2 separate regions of the Mus musculus genome follow, and region 1 is linked to region 2. A link is a loop called in an ENCODE intact Hi-C map of the cell type or tissue named here. Cell type or tissue: left cerebral cortex. All regions are shown on one strand. Links, peaks and the distances in the headings refer to the core of each region. The heading gives the core; the rest is flanking DNA. Region 1 overlaps Oxr1 (oxidation resistance 1). Region 2 overlaps Oxr1 (oxidation resistance 1).

Evidence for each region. A loop is a pair of places that touch in the nucleus more often than their neighbours do. Peaks named below come from ENCODE experiments on the same cell type or tissue, not always from the same donor. Only the 100,000 strongest peaks of a DNase experiment are listed, where the experiment ranks them.
Region 1: a loop joins it to region 2, with 2.0 times the contacts of the local background. A loop is called at or near these places in 1 of 42 quality-filtered maps.

Annotation. Positions count from the first base shown.
Region 1 is chr15:41,730,352-41,735,744 of GRCm38, reverse strand. All of the region lies in intron 3 of Oxr1 (oxidation resistance 1), which reads right to left. Among named protein-coding and RNA genes, the nearest start is that of Abra, 140 kb to the left of the region's middle. In left cerebral cortex, for the core only: no CTCF peak of the experiment used is centred there; a DNase peak (open chromatin) is centred at 3,131.
Region 2 is chr15:41,679,184-41,684,576 of GRCm38, reverse strand. All of the region lies in intron 3 of Oxr1 (oxidation resistance 1), which reads right to left. Among named protein-coding and RNA genes, the nearest start is that of Abra, 190 kb to the left of the region's middle. In left cerebral cortex, for the core only: a CTCF peak has its summit at 2,350; a DNase peak (open chromatin) is centred at 4,913; H3K27ac peaks cover 2,236 bases.

The DNA of each region.
Region 1 (5,393 bases), core at 141-5,140, 51 kb before region 2:
AACTCTTTCTGCTAAACTGTGGGTATTGTTGGATTTGGGGGTTGCACAACATTCCCTTTAGTTGTATATCCACTGATGAATCTGCTCAGTTCCAATGTATAGTCCTGAACCCATGGACACAGAAACATTCTGGTTAAATTCAGTTGGTCAAAAGATAAGACAACAGGCATTAATGTGGAAGAGGATCTTTTGGGGGGTGAGTAATGAGGGCAGGAGGAATTTGAATGGGTGTGCTGGAAATCAAACAGTCTCCACTTCCTAGAGTCACAGAAAGCATGTAGCTGGTAGCTCAGCACAGAGAAAACAAATAAGCAAACAACAACAATAATAGATATTACTATTCATAAAATATTTACATGTGGTCTTTGAATGATGTTTTAAAATTCTAATGGCTGCTTGACTGCAGTGCAAGCTTTGCCTCTACAGGAAAAGAAAGCTTCCTGACTTTCCAGCCATGGCTTAGCTCCTCACATAGAGGGCTCACAGAGCTTGACCATGACTCCCTGATGGACTCATAAAAGGTATTTGAAGCATGTAAAGGCTGTTTGGGGCTTTATTTAAGTTATTTAGGGCCCAGTGCTAGTACTTCACAGATAGTGGAGTTTTTTTTTTAATTTTTACTTTATTCCTATAATTTTTAGATTACTACTGTGTGTTCTTGCTTTTCAAAGCATTTTCCAAAAATTTCTTCCTAAAACATCTTAAAGTACTTATTCTAATGTACAGCAAAGCCAGGCCTACTGTAATTCTATCTCCTTGGGAAGCTGAGGCAGGATAAGAAGACATTTACTACCAGCAGAGGCGAACAGAAAAATCAATTCATGGCCAGCTTGGGAACTATAGTGAGATACTGTCTCAGAAAAATGTACAAAGAAGGTAGGGACCCAGTGTCCCAAAAAGAACACCTGACTATTGAGTGCGAGGCCTTGTATTTAATTCCCAGGTCAAAAAACAAAAACAAACACAAAACAAAACCAGAAACTAAAAATAAAATTTAAAGCATTATCTCAATCTTTCGTATTTTCCCCAGAGAAAAGAGGGAAATAACAGTCACCATGAGCTCACACGCAGAGGAAGCAGAGGAAGCAGCTATTAAATTACACGCTCTTCTACGCAATACCTTTTTATTTCCTATGATGTCTGTATTCTCAGGGGGTTTAATCTTAGGACAGCATTGATTATATCAATATATTATATTTTTAAAAAGCACAGCCAAACAACAGAAAATGTTGAAAATATTTTTCTTTCTTAAAAGTAAACTATGCAGACCATGGTTTATATTCTTTTTGTGCTAAGATGCTAATTTGCAGATGACAATAGCATTAGGGCTTTCTGATGCTAGGTAAATCTTAAGAGATGCAAGAGAAAAATGCCCACGTTTTTATAGAGGAAGCATGCTGCGTTAGCCCCCTTCTCTCTCCGCATGATAGTTGTTAACAAAAGAATCTGATTCTAGACATGTGTTCTGTGAATACGGTGAGAGAGGTCCATCCAGGCCATGCAAGAGAGGCCATAGATACAACCAAACACTAACCCATACATTTAAGTTACAGGGTCTTTTATGTACACAAGGGCAGAGAATGTAACTATAAGTCATCTTCCTAACATGTGACTTAACACACACACACACACACACACACACACACACACACACACACACACACGTGCACACACACCCCACAACCCCAAAACGTAAATCATTGCTTAGGTCCTCTCTGTCACTCTGCTGATTCTGTCACCAGTTGCTGCTGTATCACTTCCAAATGTGTCTTCTTTGTTCACTACCAGGCTCCTGTTCCTAGCTGTTATTATCTTTTGGCTGCACATCCCAGTGACTTTGTAAATGGTCTCTACTCCTGTTTCTCTCTGCTCAGTTCCACCATGGAGAACAACTATGTCACTCATTTTGTATTAATTTGCTTTTTTTTAAAATAAAAAAATCTGTCAGCATGGATTCAGTGCTTTATGAACAATGAAAATATATTATTTCAGAATTTACCACCCATTCTTCCCCCTTGGTGGTGAGTAGGACTGTGGTTTTGCTATATTCTCTGCTAAGAGGATATCGCTAGGCTGAAATTGTTAATGAGAAGTAGACCTTTCTGAGATCAGCTATGATCTCTAGGAACTCTGTAACATGTGTCATGTAAGTTCAACTGGAATAGTACATTAACATATGAAGACTACATTTCGAGAGCTGATCATGCCGCTCATGAAACAGTTATAACCTTACACAAACACAAGTAGCAGTCACAAAACAGAAAAGAAAACTTTGGGCCCTAGCTTGTAGTGGAAATCCACTGTTCCTTAGCATTAACTAAGCTGATGCTATGTGAGGGGCTACTGTCACCACCAACAGTAACATGAGACACAAAGGGCTTTGCAGCTCTGGAAGTTGATGAGTTCCTGTGTGATGGTTTGTATAAACTCAGCCCAGGGAGTGGCACTATTAGAAGGTGTGACCCTGAGGCTGGGTGAGGTGGCGAACTCCTTTAATCCCAGCACTTGGGAGGCAGAGGCAGGCGGATCTCTGAGTTTAAGGCCAGCCTGGTCTACACAGTGAGTTCCAGGACAGCCAGGGCTATACAGAGAAACCCTGTCTCAAAAAAAACAAAAAAAAAAAAAAAAAAAAAAGGTGTGACCCTGTTGGAGTAGGTGTGGCCTTGTTGGAGTAGGTGTGTCACTGTGGGTGTGGGCTTTTAAGACCCTCATCCTGGCTGCCTGGAAGTCAGTATTCCACTAGCAGCCTTCAGATGAAGATGCCAACCTCTCAGCTCTGCCTGTACCATGTCTGCCTGGATGTTGCCATGCTACCACCTTGATTATGGACTGAACCTCTGAACCTGTAACCCAGGCCCAATGAAATGTTTTCCATATAAGAATTGCCTTGGTCATGGTGTCTGGTCTGTTCACAGCAGTAAAATCCTGACAAATACATCCTGTCACCAGAATTGTTCAAATAGAAGTTGAACAACTACTGGTAAGGATGCATAAAAAAAGAAAGAAGAAAAAGAGAAAGAAAAGGGAAAGTGAAAGGAGACAAGCCCAGATGAAGAAGACACTGTGGTCCAGGCCGGGCAGCACACTGGGGAGCCACATTTGGAGTGTTAATGTATTTTGTTTGGGAGGCATACGGTAGGTTGGCTATCTTTAGGTAAAGCATATGTTCTCAAAGTCCCATGGCTTCTGTCACTCCTACTGTTTAGAAATAATGCCTTCATTCATTTATAAGAGCTGCTGTCTCTAAGTAAACCCATGGGTTTCTACTCTTGGACTCTGTAATTTTTATTCCAAAACCCAGATACTAAGGACAAGGTCATAATTTGACAGAGTTGTTCTAATGAAGAGATATAAACTTTACACCAAAAATAATCCTCACTGTATGTCATACAAATCTTTTCTCTACCCCTTGAGCCTTGACATTCTAGCTCAGGGATTCTCATTCTTATTATTAAAGCTTGTAGCTTACTTTGAAGATTTTTATCTTTCATCAAAATATTAACTTAACCTTTCCCAGAAAGTAATTTATAGCAACCAAAGATACACATTCTTCAAAGGAAGAAAATGAAGTATCCCATTTTGTTCTTCATTGAAAAATAAATATCGTTCAATTCAGACACAAAACAACAATGTATATACACTGAGAAGCCCCTTTGGGGCAAATACTGAGTAAGAGTAAGTCTTCCTTATTATTTCAGTCCACTGAGTTACAACTGTATTTGATTTTTACCTGGGTAAAATCGAAAGCCAACTTGATTGAGTGATTTTTGTTTTTCAACCAGTCTTACTATTTGAAATGCAGTATTGGTGATAAAAACTGTCAATAATATTTCCTCCTTTCAGTCATAAACAGAATTTGAGAGAAAGCAAAGATATTCCTGCATATGAGAAAGAAGACCCATACACTAGCTTCCTTAAATTAGATGAAGCCTACCAAGACAAGCCATTGAGTTTGACTACAAGTGCCTCTCTTACATATTTGTGTTTTTTTTTATTAAATAATTTCATCTTTCACATAAGATGCTTAATAATACAAATGGGTTTCTCTAAATGCCACTTGGTTTTAGCAATTTCTCAAGTTTATTTTAATTAAATACATATATGCATATGTATGTATATGATTTGATGTTTGAGACAGGCTTTCACTTTGTAGCCTAGGATGGCCTTGAACTTATAAACTTCCTGATCAGCCCAAGTACTGTAATTACAGGTATGTGTGCAGCACCAACACCCAGCTGAAATACTTTTTAACAGTAAAGACAGGAGAAAGGAATTCTTTCTCAAGTAACTATGTACTTAAAACACTAGGCTCCTGTAAATTTTCTGCAAGGGAGATAACCCACAGTTGTGAGATTATGCTTTTGAAGGCTGTATTCAAGGATGAAAATTATTCCAAATCTTTGTTCTGCAGGCTTTCCATCTGGGGACTATGGAAATGTGAACATCAAACACTTAGAATTAGCAATAGTTCTATTTATTAGTTTTACTCTTAGAGGTATTTTTATTCTTCCTAAAAATTTTCAAGGTAGTAGTTAAAATTATTAAGCAGCTATGTTATATGAAAAAAGTTGTCTTGTACACATATGAACTCACAGAGGCAGAGGCAGAGGCAGCATGCAGAAGGCCTGCATGGGTCTGCACCAGATGAGATCCTGGGACTGAAAGAAGTAGATACATGTCCCATCCCTAACTCAGAAGCTATTTCCAACTGATAGCCGTTTGCAAATGGAAAGTTAGTGTTCCCCTGGGAGTCTCACTGGAGACACAAACTCAGAGTCGGCTGCATGCCTGGCACTAGAAGGCCAACAGAAAATGACATCAATGGCAGCTTTGTCATAATGTCATATGACTTGTCATAGTGACTTAATGTCATAATGCCATGTCAGGGCTTTCTCTTTTCTTAAAAAAAAAAAAACCAAAAAACTTACATTTTTATCATCTCCCTCCCCCCCCCCCTCTCTCTCTCTCTCTCACACACACACACACACACACACACACACACACACACACACACTGCCTTTTCACCCCACAAGTCCTTTGTATATATATTATGGCTTCCATTATAGTGTTTTCATGGGATTCCTGAGTGTGTGAATGAATGATTCTCTGAATCGATATCTATTTCTTGTGCCTGTTTGTTTGCTTTTTACTCTTTTCCATTTGTTTGAGGTTTTTCCTATTCTGATGTGTTAGTTTTTGTCTTGTCATATTATATTATATTTTATTATTATCCCTTACAAGCCTGGTTTTTTTTTAAAGTTAGGTATTTTCCTCCTTTACATTTCCAATGCTATCCCAAAAGTCCCCCATGCCCTCTCCCCCACTCCCCTACCCACCCACTCCCACTTCTTGGCCTTGGTGTTCCCCTGTACTGAGGCATATAAAGTTTGCAT
Region 2 (5,393 bases), core at 180-5,179:
TGATATTTTGGTGAATTTAGGCAACTTTCATGGCTCTGTTTTCCTCCTTTGTTAACGTACAGTTGGAAAAAGTCAATTTCCAAATGGACATGGCACATTAGCTTTATACACAAAAACTTGGCTGATAATGAACAAATGGGCAACCCTGTATCTTTTACTCTATGGATTTCTCAACTTTATCAACAGTTTCACAGGCAATCCATACTAATGGAAAAACATGTTTCAAACTCTAGTTTTACCTCCTTCCTCAAAGATACTTCCCATCCCTGTTTCCAGCATTGGAAGCAATTGATATCTACTGAAGTCTCAACATCAGAGAAAAATATTGTTTTCAGTTCAGTGGGGCTAACAATGCAGTCTTAGGAGTGGTGTGTGGCTAGATTATTTTCAGTTTTAGCCTTCGAAAACACACACACACACACACACACACACACACACACACACATACACACACACAGTCACACTGACAAACATAAAGAATATCAAAGGGGAGTAATTATCAATAAATGGATCTTTCCAATAAGCTAAAGGATGTATATAAATTAGGCTCTAATTTGTGATAATAGAGCCAGGAGAATATCTTCCTATGTCAGCATCCAATGTCTTGTTGAGTGAGACAGTGCAACACTCAGTATATTACAAGTCTGTAGCATGGCATCTACACTACTAATCTCTAACTTCATTAATGTTCCCATCGTCAGTTCATACTCTGAGAAGCATTGCTTCAAAGCATTCATATGTAGTTAAGGTCATAACTGGTATTACACAATTTATTAAGCAGATGTAACACTTAGAAAAGAAACACCTTACAAACACTTAAGGGAAAAAAAAAACTGACCACAAGAGCATTATTTACAAACACTATCATTTTATGCATTATTTTACGCACATTATCAAGAAGCATATTCACATTAAACTTCCTCCTTCCAACACCTGCTTATATCAAATGCCTTCTTGAAGCAAAATACTTCAATACTTCAAAATACTTTCTGAGGGCAACTATTCATTCCCTTCAGAATGTCACATACCCTCTAGCAAAATCTAACTCTGGAGCATTAGATGACAAACCATTCTACTGAGAAGGGAAACTTTTCAGGCTGTTAGGGCCTCAGAAATTATTTAACTCTCATCTATCATCATTACATAGACCAATGACAAGTATCAGTATATATTGTCATTATTTCCCAAGTCATATGGATATTAAACAATACATATACATATTTATAAACCATTTCTTCTAGTAGAGATGCAGGTACTAATAAAATGTAGAATGGAATATATGCAAATAATTAGTTATAAATAGTTCATATAAGTAGAATTAATTTCTACATAGATGGTAAAAGCAAGCTTAGACAACTTTGTGACACAAATAAGTGTTATTTTATATTTATCATATTATTTTTAAAAATGACTAGAGCATTATTTGATGTGGAAAACATGTTTGTCTTTCAGATAGAAAGAAAAAATATTCTTAGAAAATTTTTATTTTACATGACAATATTGAGAATAAACATATTTTAATAAGAATAGAGATGCCAAGATTATCTTTTGTAAATATCTCTCATGAGATCTGTTGTTGCTATAAAAATGTCATCTTAGGGAAGTATAATTAGAGCTGTGATGCTCAATAAGTGCTGCAATATGATTAATTTCCAGAAGACTTCCCTAGAAGGGGAACACTACAGCAAAACTTGCTCTGGAAAGTATAACTCTTGCGAAGAACAAGGTGGGGGGCTCACGACCTTTGTACGCATCAAGTACAGTCAAGGGATACAGCTAAGCTCTCTCTCACTGAAGATCAGAAGACCATCAATCACTGAAGATCAAGACAAGGAGCAACAGAAAGGGTTGCAGTTCAAGGAAGGAGCCAGCACTGCCTCTGCAGGGGTGTTGTCTAATGAGCTCTTAATGAGGGAGCAGGTGTAACCAGGTCAGACACCCTCAGGGTTGCAAGAGCAGAGACAGCCCAATAGATTTGTCTGTAATGATGTCTCTAGAAAGATGGTAATATTTGACTCCATTATTATTTCTATACTATCTCCAATCATTCTTGCACAAGAAATTTTAAAAAAAAAATTAAAAAGTCTCTGTGTTAACCATTCACCTCCATTACAAATCCCTACATGCCTCCAGTTGCACTGTTAAGTCAAAAGGCAAAATAAAGCAAAACTGACAAATACCATGTAAGTCAGGTAGACAGACACTCATCTCCCCACAGTGGAATAGAGCCTGTCATAACTAACACTGAAACAGGTGCTCTTATGTATTAATTAAGAGTCTCTAAGATATACTTGCCATGGATCATCAAGATAAGACACAGAATTCTCCTCACTGGTGTTGCAAAATAAATACCAGGACTCACCACCAGTCGTGCTCTAGAAACAGACAAAAAGGCACAAAGGTTCAATTCCCCTCTAGAATTACAGGATCACTAGACTTCCTCTTCTGAGGATCAAGGGCTGTCAGACAGAGAAGAAAGAATGTAAAAGCTGGGGTAAGGGGTGAAGTTAAGGTTAAAACCTTCTATCTTAGAGAGAAGGTGATTGAGACATAGGATATTTATAGAAAGTAAAGCAACAGGATGCTCTAAAAGGATGTAAAACATTCCACTCTTCAGAGAAGGTCCATGAGACAGAGAGTAAACAACTCAAATAGCTTCAGGAAGTTCCTAAAACTGACAATATTCACTAGGCTCCTCACTCCCTCAATATATATTCACACACACACACACACACACACACACACACACACACACACAGACACACAGACACACACACACACACAATGAATTATGCTAAGACAAGTTGAAATACCTAAAAGAGGCTCTGAGCATCAGAGGAAGCAAAACCAGCCAAACGGCCTAGAAGAGACTAACACAAGCCAAGTAGTCTGGAAGAGCCAGACTATCTAAGATGCCTAGGGGAAGATCCATCAGACTATGCCACCAGGAAAGGACACTCTCTACTTAGTAAGCTGCCTCCAGGCTGTGCAGTATACTCCAGATTTCCGGTTTGGTGACCTGTCACCTGTGCTACTGTAGGCTTTGGTGATGCAGGTGTCCTTGAGTCATTTCTGCTCTCATAAGTGACCCCTCATACATATTTCTGTAAGTAAAGTAGCCTTGGGACAACTCATTGGCTCATCAAGCTGACTTACTATGTTAATCCTACTCAGGATAATGGAAACTGTGGATTCAAGTAAGCTAAGAGTCATGCCTACCATCAAGAGAAAGCTGAAAGCAAACCCAGACTTCTGGTGATCTCTGTCTCTTGGAAAAGCTGTTTTATCTTTTGCAGATGCAAAAGTCACTGAATAGTCTCTCAGGAAGACCCAGATCACAAATAGTTTTCAAGATATTTATGCTTTATGGTTTTTCAGAAATATATCCAGATAATTAATAGTCAAATGTACGCAATGCTCTAGGTTGGGGGTAGGGCTTAATATACAATATTTCTGAAGTCCTTGTGGACTTTCAGGAGGCTTACATATATTCAATTCAACTTTGATTTCTAAATGTTCTAAGAGTGAGACTGAGATTCACATATTTCTGCCTAAAAATAGAAAACACATCTGTCAACAAAGAACACTCATAGAAATTGAGGGACAAGAACAAAATGTGCTTTCTTTTTCATAGAAACTGAACTACTTAGAACAAATCCATTTATTTTATTTTATTTTTAAAATACCAACTGGTTTTAATCTCAGGTGCAACTCTTCTAATGGATTTCAGACATGGACTTGGTATATAAGTAAGGTCAACAAGACACAGTAGCTATTGGCCAAGCCAGATCATGAGACTCACAGAGATAAATGAATCCTCCCTGTTTTCTGGTACAAGGAGTCACTTATTATGAGTGATTTCCTTAATTATCTAGAAAACAAGAATATTATCTTAGATCAAATACATTTATAAGAATAACTACATTAAATTCATACAAACCTCACCTAGAAGTTTCTTTCCCATCTTTTATTAACACTGAACTGACTTTAGCCTCAGAATTTTAGATGAAGTTGCAGTTGCCCAAGGCCAGAATTCAAGTAGTTGATATGCTACATTGGTTATGTAGATAGGCTCTGTCACCAAACTTTGCTCTTTCCTAAAGAGTAGGGATGCCACTGAGGGTCAGGGCTTGTGCTGTAATCTCTTGAGAGATAGGATATGAAGGTGCGGTTCCCTGGGGATAATTGGGTGAGTGAAGACTGTGAGTGACAAGTGTTTACAACCTAAAGGCTTCCAGAGCACCTCCCACTCTTCCACGTGGAAAGACATGGGGATAAGAGCTGGTAAGGAATTCAGAAACCAACTGTGGCCAGAGAAAAATCAGCCAGCAATTCGATCTTTCTTGGACTTCTCAGACTCTGAAACTTTGATCACTGTTTATAAGGGAACAACTGGTCTATGCTGTTTTATCATAACAGGCAGCATCTCATAACAGTGATGAGATCATGTTAAAAACAGGAAGGATGACATACCTACAAGGAAGAACTCTGGTGTCTGGAGCAGAAGTTAAACTACAAAGACTTTAAAACATAGAACTCAAAAGATGGCCTAGTTGGCCATCATTGCAAAGAGAGGCCCATTGGACTTGCAAACTTTATATGCCCCAGTACAGGGGAACACCAGGGCCAAAAAGGGGGATCTAGATTATTTGGGAGTTTACTGTATAGGTAAAGATGAATGTAATGGGGAAGAGTGTTTGATATGTTTGATGATGGGGGAAAGATGGGGGGGGGTTGTAGAATTTCCTTCACTTCAAGAAGCTTTGCCTGTGTAAGATGTTCTAATTCGCACGTCTTAGATTCACAGTGCTGCTGCTCTGTTGCTGTTGTTTCCAAATGGTCATGTCTTTGCGGTTTTAGGCTGTTGCAATCATGCCTGAAAACAGAGTAACTCCTTCATTCCACTTTAAGACATTCACAGATGTGCTGCGACTATTTTCGTTTTGTGATCAATTGCAGCGAAGGGCAAGGATTCTATGATGGATGTTTAGGCAAGGAAGTCTTTTTCTGCTGTTGGTTTTAGACACATTTTCAAACACTTACAGACTACGTTACCACTGGATCCTCAACTACTTCGAGAACTCCAAAAATTAAGTCCAGATCCGGTGTGGGGGAAGTTGATTCACTGATGGTGGCTTTGGAAGTTTATTAGTCTAGCTTGTCACTTGTCTTCTTCCTGACTGCAGACACAGTGGAATCAGCTGCTCATACTCCTGCTGGCCACCATGCCTCCCGCAGTATGATGGCTATTCCTTTTAAAAATGTAGTTCCAAATAAAACCTTCTTCTCTTAAGTTGCTTCTTTTATGATATTTGTTTACAGCTACAGCAAATATAATTTATTTATATTTCAATTATAATAGCTAAGGACCTTCTCCAGGTCATATACAGTGA